Linked DNA regions of Homo sapiens: region 1 is linked to region 2. The links are chromatin loops, found by intact Hi-C in ENCODE. Cell type or tissue: PC-9. All regions are shown on one strand. Each heading gives the region's core, and the rest is flanking DNA. Links, peaks and the distances in the headings are about the cores only.

Region 1 (5,393 bases), core at 339-5,338, 55 kb before region 2:
ATACTTTGCATCCTTCAATCCAGTCAAGTTGACACTCAATATTAACCATCACAGCATTGTTTAATGCCTTCCCCATGGTGGTAAAGAATGTTAGACACATAGAAAGTGTGTGATAAACAAATATACTGTTTGTATATTTGTGCAACAAATATACTGTTTGTATATTTGTGCAACAAATATACATTTTGGGTGCATGTGTGCAACAAATATACATTTTGGGTGTGTGTGTGCAACAAATATACATTTTGGATGCGTGTGTGCAACAAATATACATAGTGTGCAACAAATATACATTTTGGATGTATGTAAACAAAAATAGAAGCATTGCAAACTTTTATAATGTGAGACCTTAAGTGAGCCATCATAATTATCAATATAAATACGAGAACATGAATGTATAAGGCAGTGTTTATTGTATTTAGATATGAATAAATCAAAAAATAAAGCCATAGCAAAGTAATTATTAGGAAATTTTTTTTTTTTTGACAGGGTCTCACTCTGTCACCCAGGCTGGAGTGCAGTGGTATGATCATGGCTCACTTCTGCTTTGACTTCCTGAAGCTCAAGCGATCCTCCCATTTCAGCCTCCCAAGTAGCTGGGACTACAGGCATGTGCCACCATGCCCAGCTAATTTTTGTATTTTTTGTAGAGACGAGGTTTCGCTATGTTGCCCAGGCTGGTCTCAAACTCCTGGGCTGAAGCAGTCCGCCCACCTTGGCCTCCTAAAGTGCTGGAATTACAGGCATGAGCCACCACACCCTGCCAATTATTATGAGCCTTCTTTCTCGCAAGCGTCAGAAGGCATCTTCCTAATAGGCACATTTGTACCACCACTGCCCCCATGCTGCTACCCTAGGCATTCTTCTACAAGCCTCCTCTGAAGGTGTTGAGCAATTATTATTCTCATATGTAGGAAATCTTATTTGTAGGGTTGCAGCAGGCTGGCAGTAATGGTAATATTTACCAGATATTTCCAGAAACACTTTACAAAATGCAGATACATAATTAACCTGTATGAAAAGAGATGAGGCAAAATGTCATGCTAATAAATTAAGGTCTTTACTGTACTGTCAGTATATTTGAACAGGGATTCAAGAAGTAAATTATAAATGTAGGTGTGCTGCTGTCAAAGCCGCTGATGTAGAGGACGCTCACATCCTTGTCCAGTGGGTGAATCCAGGAATCGATGAATCTGTCTTCCATCACAGGAAACAAAAATGCTGTGGAAATGGAAGGAGGTAGATGGAAGATATTTCTCAGTTACTTTTGACTTTTCAGAGTATATTTTGTGATTCTTCCATTCAGGCCATGAATGATTTTTTTTTTTTTTTGAGGCAGGGTCTTGCTCTGTCGCCCAGGCTGGAGTGCAGTAGCATGATCTCAGCTCACTGCAACCTCCGCTTCCCAGGTTCAAGCGATTCTCCTGCCTCAGCCTCCTGAGTAGCTGGGATTAGCCACCATGCCTGGCTACTTTTTGTTATTTTTAGTAGAGACAGGGTTTCATCTTGTTGGTCAGGCTGGTCTTGAACTCCTGACCTGGTGATCTGCCCACCTCGGCCTCCCAAAGTGCTGGGATTACAGGCGTGAGCTGCCGCGCCCAGCCGCCATAAATGATTTTATGTCATTTTGCTAAACATGAAACTCTCTAAATACATCCGTCTCCCTTCCCATTGTTTGGCTGTTTTATTTCCTGGAAAAATTGTTTATCGTATTTCAGAAATTGGAAAATGATGAAAATGCTGCTGCTTTTTCAAAGATGTTATTGTCATAAATTCACAACTATTTTGAATCTTCGTTTTATTAGACCTGGTATCTTTACACATTGCCTGCCTTATGGTTTGAGGTTTCATTTCAGAGCCAGAAGGCCAGAGGCTGATTATCAAGGCTGTTGTAATGCTGTTGCTTGTTACCTTTAAATGCTGACAATCAGACCACAATTTTAAACAGAGAGCAAACACCCATGAAAACATCCCATAGACTCACTTTGAATTAGTCACCATAAAAAAGAAGGCAGAACATTTTCTCTTGGTTCATTATTTGTTTATTTTCATAATATAAAGGCATGAGAAATGGGTATCTCCAATTAGTTCTTAATCACTCCAACTTAATTATTTCATTATCTTATATATCCCTGCTATTTAAGGTCATAGTGCAGTGGAAAATATTATAAACAACACAACGTAGGTCACATAAGTAGTAGGTAGCAGAACCAGGTTCCTCACCCCAGAAATGACTTGAGCCTTCATTCTGATCTTGTGCTCTGAAGCCTCTCAATGTCACTGTGTCTGATTTGCTATATGTTTTCACTTCCTGTCAGTAGCATTATGTTATCCAGGTGCTTTGTAACACTGATTAATTCTCTGATTTTGTATCTCATTTCCCTCATTTTTCTGTTCTTCACTTAACTGGCTAAAGCTGACTTATGTAGGCAGTACAACTGCTTATTAATTATAACTGAATTACATTTTTATTCTCTTAGATGTCTGTTAAAGTAATGGATTGTAGTCATTCCTCTAAACTGCTGTATTTGTTATAAAATATTTTTATTTTCTTCTGAGAGAAAGCATTATACAAAGTCACAAAACTTAGCAATTTTACTATATTTAAGTATTGGCAAAACAAATCTTTGAGACTTGAGAGAAACTTCTCATATGTATGCCTATGAATTTTGATATATTGTTAGACATTTTGGGGTGTATGCTGGGTTATTCGTCTTTTGTATGAGAAATATATATCAAATTCTGAACTATATGACATGTTAGATATTGTTAAAGAAAAAGTTATTCTGGCCGGGTGTGGTGGGTCACGCCTGTAATTCCAACACTTTGGGAGGCCCCAGCCTGGCCAACATGGTGAAATGCCGTCTCTACTAAAAATACAAAAATTAGCCGGGCATGGTGGTGTGCACCTGTAATCAATCCCGGCTACTCAAGAGGCTGAGACAGGAGAATCGCTTGAACCCAGGAGGCAGAGGTTGCAGTGAGCTGAGATTGTGCCATGGCACTCCAGCCTGGGTGACAAGAGCGAGACTCCTTAAAAAAAAAAAAAGAAGAAGAAAAAAAAGTTATTCATTCTGACACTTGTTAAAGAATGGTAAGGCAATCTTTATTCAGGACTATTATGATAGCTAGAGGGACTACTGCATTTGGGGTTTTGCAGCTTGGCAGAGAGATTGGGCTCAACTTGGAATACAAGGGAAAGTGGGAATTACATGACCATATACCAGAGTTGGGATAGGCAGCAGTCAGTGGGTGGAAAATTACTAACAGGAAACCTCAAGGGTCAGGACAGATTATGGCTAAACAGACCTAACAAGTTTCTTGCTGAAGGCAGGCTAAGGTGATCAGACATCATTTGGAGGATGGTGGGAAATGAGTAATTTGGTCAGATATGGAGGGTTATCAGATAGGAAGGGTGGGGATCTTGGCTGAACTGACTTAGCAGTATTCTTACTAAAAGTGGACTCTTGAGGACATGCCCAGAACAGGGCTTAGTTGAAAAAAAGCTCAGAGAAGTCTGACTAGAGATTGGTCAAGGAGATAATCTTTGTCAAGATTAAAAAGCTGTTTAGGAATTAAGTTTCCTTTAGTTTTCTCTGTGTACAGTACCTTGATCACTAAGTTTAGCATCCCCCATGGTGTCCCTTGAAGGTCTCTCATATCAAATTTTATTCAAAAGAATCCTGATTTTGACAAAGTTGAAGACAAAAATCAAATGGAAGATTCCACTGTGGATCAAAAACCTAACCATTGTCTTAATTTGGGGATTAAAACATTAAATTGAAACACAAACCCATTTTGTGCACTGAATAAACCTTGTGGTTTTTTAAATATTTCTTGCATAAGTTAGTAATTCTTTTTATTATTATTATTATTTTTTATTTTGAGACGGAGTCTCTCCCTGTTGCCCAGGCTGGAGTGCAGTGGCGCAATCTCGGCTCACTGCGAGCTCCGCCTCCCGGGTTCATGCCATTCTCCTGCCTCAGCCTCCTGAGTAGCTGGGACTACAGTAAGTTAGTAATTCTTTAACATAAAGTCAAATACACAAGGCCTATCTCAGTCTCTCAAGAGTTTTTTTCTGAATAAAATGTTAGAATGTATTACACCTATGGGCTTTTGTTGTTGTTACTGTGAAATATACCTTAGAACATTTTTATTCTTTTTTTTTCCAGATGGCAGAAATGATGTTCAGGAGAGTAGCTTAAGAGACTTAATAAAAGAGCTGCCAGACACCCACTACTGCCTCCTCAAGTACCTTTGCCAGTTCTTGACAAAAGTAGCCAAGCATCATGTGCAGAATCGCATGAATGTTCACAATCTCGCCACTGTATTTGGGCCAAATTGCTTTCAGTAAGTTAGTGGAGTTTTACTGTTAATATCATCATGTCCCCCTTTGTGTTTACTACTGTCTGAAATTACTGGGATGTAGAAGCATATTTCAGTCTGAAAATTCAGCCAGCTTATTTTGGAGAAGTTGTATCTTGTTCTTGGGCATGTTAGCCTTGTTTTTCATCCCAATTTGAAGAAGGTAGCTATGCCCTTTTTACAAAACTATAATTTGCAATAAATCAAATAGCCTTATTTAAAAATCTGGAAATAAGTTATATTTTAATTAAAAGGGGCATTTAAAAAATCTGTAATCAGAAATGTTGATTAGCAGAAAGAGAAGGAGTATGACATAGTGAATAATTTTTTAAATAGTAATAAAGTTCAAATTATTGCCAATAGATGGAAAATTATGAACAGACTATGCCAGTATCAGAAAAATATAACCTCAGCTTCATTTACTGGAAATAAACCAGTCTATTTTAGTAGATTCTTTGTTGCTAGCCACAGGAACTTTTGTAAAGCTTAATATTTTATTCTCCTTCTTATTCCATAAAGCTCTTTAATTTTTGATACGTGAAATGTGATCCTGCAATCCAGGGACTTTGCTTTTAACTCTCCTATTAATCACCTCTGATATCAAATACATTCTTCTAGTTAAGAGAGAGAGAACATTTACACTCCAAAAGCTCTCAGAAACTCAGCAACTTTTTTTTTAATAGCATATCTACTTCTCCACTTCATTAATATACAGGCTTATTCAGCTGCCCAGAACTAGTAATATTACAGTCTTCAGAATGACTGTCTAAATTTAGATTCTGGCTTAGATCCTAGTGACTACAGGGTTCCAGGTCATTCACAGCCTAATTTGGGTAGAAGTTCTACTGTAATAACTATCCTGATTGTAATTCTAAAGGTGTTAACTTTTAAGTAATGGCATTTCATAGGATATGTTAGGGTCTCGTGAATAAATATCTCAGATGCAGGATCCACTAATTTTTTGTCTTATTCAGAAGCTCCGTGATAGTAAAAAGTCTATATTTTTTCTTATATTTGTTCTGCCCAGT
Region 2 (5,393 bases), core at 266-5,265:
GTCTTTCTTTCTCCTCTTGCATTTTACTGTAAGTGGTAAGAAGAAACTAGGTGGCACTTTCAAACCATTGCTTGCAAATAATGTTAACCGTATAGCTAAGGCTATTGCTTACAGGTTGATCTTCTCAAGTAACTATAGGATACAATTTCCCTAAGTTTTCTGCCACCATCACAAGGGTCTCCATTGCTCCAATTTCCAGTAACATATTCCTCATTTCCCTCTGAGCCCTCATCAGTGGTGTCCTTAAGGTCCAGGGGTCAGTTAAGAACTGGTTCAAGGCATTTTAGGCCTTCTCTATGATGCTGCCCAGTCTCCTTCCACTACCCAGTTCCCAAGCCACTTCCACATTTTAGATATTTGTTACAGCAGCATCCCCTTCCCAGGTACCAAACTCTGTATGGTAGTGTAACAAATTACCACACATTTAGTGGCTTAAAACAACAAACATTTGCTATCTCACAATTTCTAGGGGTCAGGAATCTGGGCACAACTTAACTGAATCATCTGCTCTTGATCTTACTGTGCCAAATTCACAGTATTAACTGGGTTGCGTTTTTATCTAAAGGCTCGAGTTTGGGGAATGATTTGCTTCCAAGCTCATTCAAGTTGTTGGCAGAGTTCATTTCTTTGCAGCTGCATGACTAAGGACCCTAGCATCTTACTGTGTTCTTATGGCTGTAGCCCCACTGAAGTCCCATAGTTCCCTGCCATGTGATCCTCTTACAGCCATCTCACAACTTGACTGCTTATATCTTTAAGGCCGATGGGAGAATCTCTCACTTCAGTTTTCTGAGTTTCATCCATTGTGACACAATCATGGGAGCGACATCCTATCACCTTTGCCAAATCATATTGATCAGAAGCAAGTCACAGGTTCTATCTACACCCAAGTGTAGGAGACCTTAGGGTGCGTATCCCAAGATAGTCTAGTAGGTTAAATAGTATCTCCTAAAGATATCATAATCCCTGGAATGCGTAAATGTTACCTTATTTGGAAAACAGAATCTTTGCAGATGTGATTAAGGTAGGGATCTTGAGATATAAGGATTATCCTGAATTTTTGAGGGATAGGGGAGTGGACATGAAATGCAATCACGTGTATCCTTATAAGAATGGGGTAGAGGGAGATTAAGCACATGTAGAGAAGGCCGTGTGATGGTGGAGCAGAGAGAGATTTGCAGATGCTGGCCCTGGTTAAAGATTGATGTGATGCACCTATAATCAAGCAATGCTGGCAGCCACCAGAAGCTAGGGGAGGCAAGGAACAGCTTCTCCCCTAGAGCTTTCACAGGGAGTATAGCCCAGCTGACACCTTGATTTTGCCCCAGTGATACTGATTTTGTTCTTTTGGCCTCCAGAACTGGAAGACAATACTTTCTGTTGTTTTAAGCCACTTAGTTTATGGTAATTTGTTACAACAGCCTCAGAAAATTAATACAGATAAGTAGTAAATGAGACCTAAGTGGTGCTTTTTAAATGTATTTCTCTGGTTATTCAGTGAAGCTAAGTATCTTTTCATAAGGTTATTAACTATTCTGCAACATTTCCAACTCATGTCTTTTGTCTCTTTTTCTTTTGGACTTACCTGTTGATTAGTAGGAGTTCTTTACATAGTGTAACTACTAATCTTTGTCAGTTATACATGTTACTGAAGAAGTTTACCAGTAAATTATCTTTTTACCTTGTTTATGGGATATTCTGTATTCAGATATATTTTCAACTATTTTTATTGTGAATAATTTTAAGTACATTCAAAAGAAGAGAGAATAGTGTAATAGACCTTCCATGCGCTCATCACTTAGCTCAACAATTATCATTATTTTTCCCCAGAAGTATTCATTTCTACCTTTAAGGTTTGTACTTTTTGTGCATTATCTAAGAAAGCCTTAAATAAAGATTGTGTTGCTATTATTTGTGTGGCTATTTCTGTTATGAAAACCCTCATTCTTTTTTTACTTTTATATAACTATTATGTGTAATAATTTTTAATATATTCAAAGTACTACTGGCCTCAGTGTTCATCTCTATCTTCTTCCTGAACAGCCTATATTTTTCTTATTCAGCCCAAGCTATTGATTCAGAACTTGGGAACTCTCCAATTGCCCCAACAATGTCATGCATGTTACCAAAGAGCTTGTTGAAAATCCCATGCATCCCTATAAGGCTAATTATTCAGGAGATTTCAAAATACAAGTCTGAGTCAGCTAGCAGGCACTGTTGTGTTTACTAAGTAATTCCTCTCTTTCCCTTTCTTGTTTCTAGTGTGCCACCTGGGCTTGAAGGCATGAAGGAACAGGACCTGTGCAACAAGATAATGGCTAAAATTCTAGAAAATTACAATACCCTGTTTGAAGTAGAGTATACAGAAAATGATCATCTGAGATGTGAAAACCTGGCTAGGCTTATCATAGTAAAAGTAAGCAACTTGGTTTTTAATTTTCAGTATTGCTATAATTTTGGACAGAAGATTTTATTTAATTCTTTCTCATAAAAATTCCATATGGATATAACCCTCAGATTATTATTCCTGTGTATAGTGAATCCTTCTTATGAAATCTATTATTCCAAATGCTTATTAAATTGAAATATAGCCTTCTAAAATTCAAGAATAATAGCAATTTTATGTTTTCTTGTTGCTATAAAGTCATCTCAAAAACACTTGCATGAGCCCAGTGCTCTGATCAACTGGCCGCACCACCTTTACTACAGAAGCCTGATGTTACAGCAGGAATAAGTGCATATGGCTGTGATCAGGAGTGCTAGGTTACTAACTAGATTGCAAATTCCTGAAGACAATATTACTGTGTCTTTTTGTCTCTTTTGTGTCTGGCACAATTTGAAGCCCAACCTCAGATTCTAAGTCCCATATATTAGTTTTTGGTAACAATCATCAGTAAAGGAGAATATTTTAAAAACCTATAAAGGAGTCCTTGACAATACTATCTAAATCTTTTTATACATTGATAATTTTATAATATACCCTGTATATATTAGGTAAATGCCTGTAGGTCTCCAAAGACCTAGAATTGAGAATCAGAGGGTAAACATCCAAACAAATCCCCTAGATGTGGGAAAATAAGGAAGTTATCTTATTTCGTCGTCATTTATATTGAGGTGAATCATGATGGAGCTGGTATGAGATTTCCTCAGGAGGTTTCTTGAAGCTTATCAGGTTTACAGACCATAACATACTCTTTGCTGATTCATATAGCAATGAATGATAAAATCAGAGGCACTTGGTTTGGGCACTTAAAGGAATGTTTTCATCTCTTCTCCCAGTTGAGGCCATGACTTTGAAGAAAGGTTAAAATGGTTTGAGTATCAAGTAGCATCCTACAAAAGGATCTAAAACTAGATTTTCTAGTTTGCTCAGTTAAAATGATAAAATGAGATAATTGGAGACTATCAGTTGTAAATCTGAGTTAGAAATAACACGGTAGCTGAAAAAAATGTCAGTGATTCACAAGAAAAAATAAGAAAACAACATTACTTCAGTTTTGCCTCAGAAAAGTTAAATGATTTTTTAAATAGAAAAAAATCGCCCTCAAGTTTGTTCCTCTAGTGCCTATGGTACTTTGAAAAGGATCTCTTTTTAAAATGTTAAAAGGTAATTAACTTTGTTTCAGCAGCATCTCTCAATCACATATACCCCATAAATATGTACAACTATTAAAGGACCTATAATGATAATTAAAAATAAAATATTTTAAAAATCTTTTATAAACAATTTTTAACACTCATACCTTTTTACTAGGGCAGATAAAATAATAAGGTGAACCTGAAGTATAATGGAAATAGATAAATATAATCTTAGGCAGGGCAAACTTGCTGAGATAAAGCTAATTGCTGGAATATGCCAATGGGAAGTTGATATGGTTTGGATGTTTGTCCCCTCCAAATCTCATATTGAAACGCAGTCCCTGGTGTTGGAGCTGGGGCCTGGTGGGAGGTGTTTGGATCATGAGGGCGGATCCTTCGTGAATGACTTAGTGCCATCCCCTTGGTGATGAGTGAGTTCTTGCTGTGAGTTCACAGGAGACCTGCTTGTTTAAAAGTGTGTGGCACTTCCCCCCCTCACTCTTGCTCCCACTCTCGCCATGTGATATGCCTGCTCCCCTTCTTCTTCTGCCGTGATTGTGAGCTTCCTGAGGCCTCATTAGAGGCAGATGTTCTGTATGGCCTGCTGAACTGTGAGTCAATTAAACCTCTTTTTGAAATAAATTACCCAGCCTTAAGTATTTCTTTATAGCAACACAAACAGACTAACACAGATGTTATTTGCTGTGCAAGTAAAATAACACCTGTTGAGATCTGTGGAAGAGTGCCCTGCTTGGAAATCCTTGAGTGACTAGGTTTAAGGCTGGTGGAGAACATCGTATGAGAATATAATATAAGACATAATTCTGTGGGAGCCAAATACAGATGTCTTAGGTAGATGAAGAAGAATATAAAATGGTGCTCTTTTAATGTAAGTTTCAGATCGGCCTAGAGGCAGATAAATGTCATGATTAGAAACTACATTTATATTCTCTGGAAGTGTCATTCTGCCAAAGCAGAATTTTAATGCATTTTTTTTAACTGATCTCGCTGATAGTCTCTTCTTTGAGAAAGTAGAGAATGTGACAAGGGGTGTGATTCTCTGGACTTAATCGTAACGAGTAAGGATGAAATAGAAGTTATGGAAATCATTTCAAAAGGATGTGCCAATGCCATTTTAGAGTTCATAGTAATAAAAGGAGAATATGTTAGCCACATTTAGATATGTAAACATTGACAATGCTTAGAAAACAGACTTTTTTGAAAATTGTAAAGATCATAGAAACATTAGATAGAAACTAAAAGGTAGATGGGCTTAAAAGAAATTGAGAATCTCAGAATGAAACTATTAATATACTGAAAAAGAAGAAAAATGAGAAGGTAATTAAAGAAAAGTTATCTTTCTGTTCATTTTTTCATATGAGTTCAGTTTTTGGAAGGATGAATATAAAGATAGGAAATGGGCGCAAAGTAAATGATAAAGACCCAAGAGTAACAGGGACATAAAATATATGAGTTGGGAATAAGGCAAGTCTCATGTAAATGACTTAGATATAAGGCTTTTAAGTGGGGAAAAGGACTAAACATAAACACTGACATACCTCTGTATATCCCAGTTTGGAGAACAGAGTCATAAAGTGTTGAATGAAGTTTCTTATATATTCTTGCATGTGAAACGGAGATTTGGGCCCAGAGAAATATGTTCGGTTGTATTTGGACCTAGATAAAGAACTTTGACCAGAGTATTGGAAGATGGAGTCTTTTTCTGTCATAGGCTATCAAAGCCTAATGTCTGTTTCTGTTCAGCTGACTCTGGTCAGTAGCTGCAAAATTGATCATGGCATCTACAGCACATT

Evidence for each region. A loop is a pair of places that touch in the nucleus more often than their neighbours do. Peaks named below come from ENCODE experiments on the same cell type or tissue, not always from the same donor. Only the 100,000 strongest peaks of a DNase experiment are listed, where the experiment ranks them.
Region 1: it touches region 2 in a loop (13-fold over the local background); 1 of 110 quality-filtered maps calls a loop at or near these places.

The regions. Positions count from the first base shown.
Region 1 is chr4:88,989,930-88,995,322 of GRCh38, reverse strand. It overlaps FAM13A (family with sequence similarity 13 member A), which reads left to right. Exons shown (of 24, transcript NM_014883.4): 4 at 4,173-4,350. Among named protein-coding and RNA genes, the nearest start is that of FAM13A, 65 kb to the left of the region's middle. In PC-9, for the core only: no CTCF peak of the experiment used is centred there; a DNase peak (open chromatin) is centred at 3,322; H3K27ac peaks cover 713 bases.
Region 2 is chr4:88,935,111-88,940,503 of GRCh38, reverse strand. It overlaps FAM13A (family with sequence similarity 13 member A), which reads left to right. Exons shown (of 24, transcript NM_014883.4): 5 at 2,263-2,416. The region is part of intron 1 of LOC105377327 (a long non-coding RNA gene); the gene reads right to left. Among named protein-coding and RNA genes, the nearest start is that of FAM13A, 120 kb to the left of the region's middle. In PC-9, for the core only: no CTCF peak of the experiment used is centred there; DNase peaks (open chromatin) are centred at 2,183 and 3,173; H3K27ac peaks cover 1,602 bases.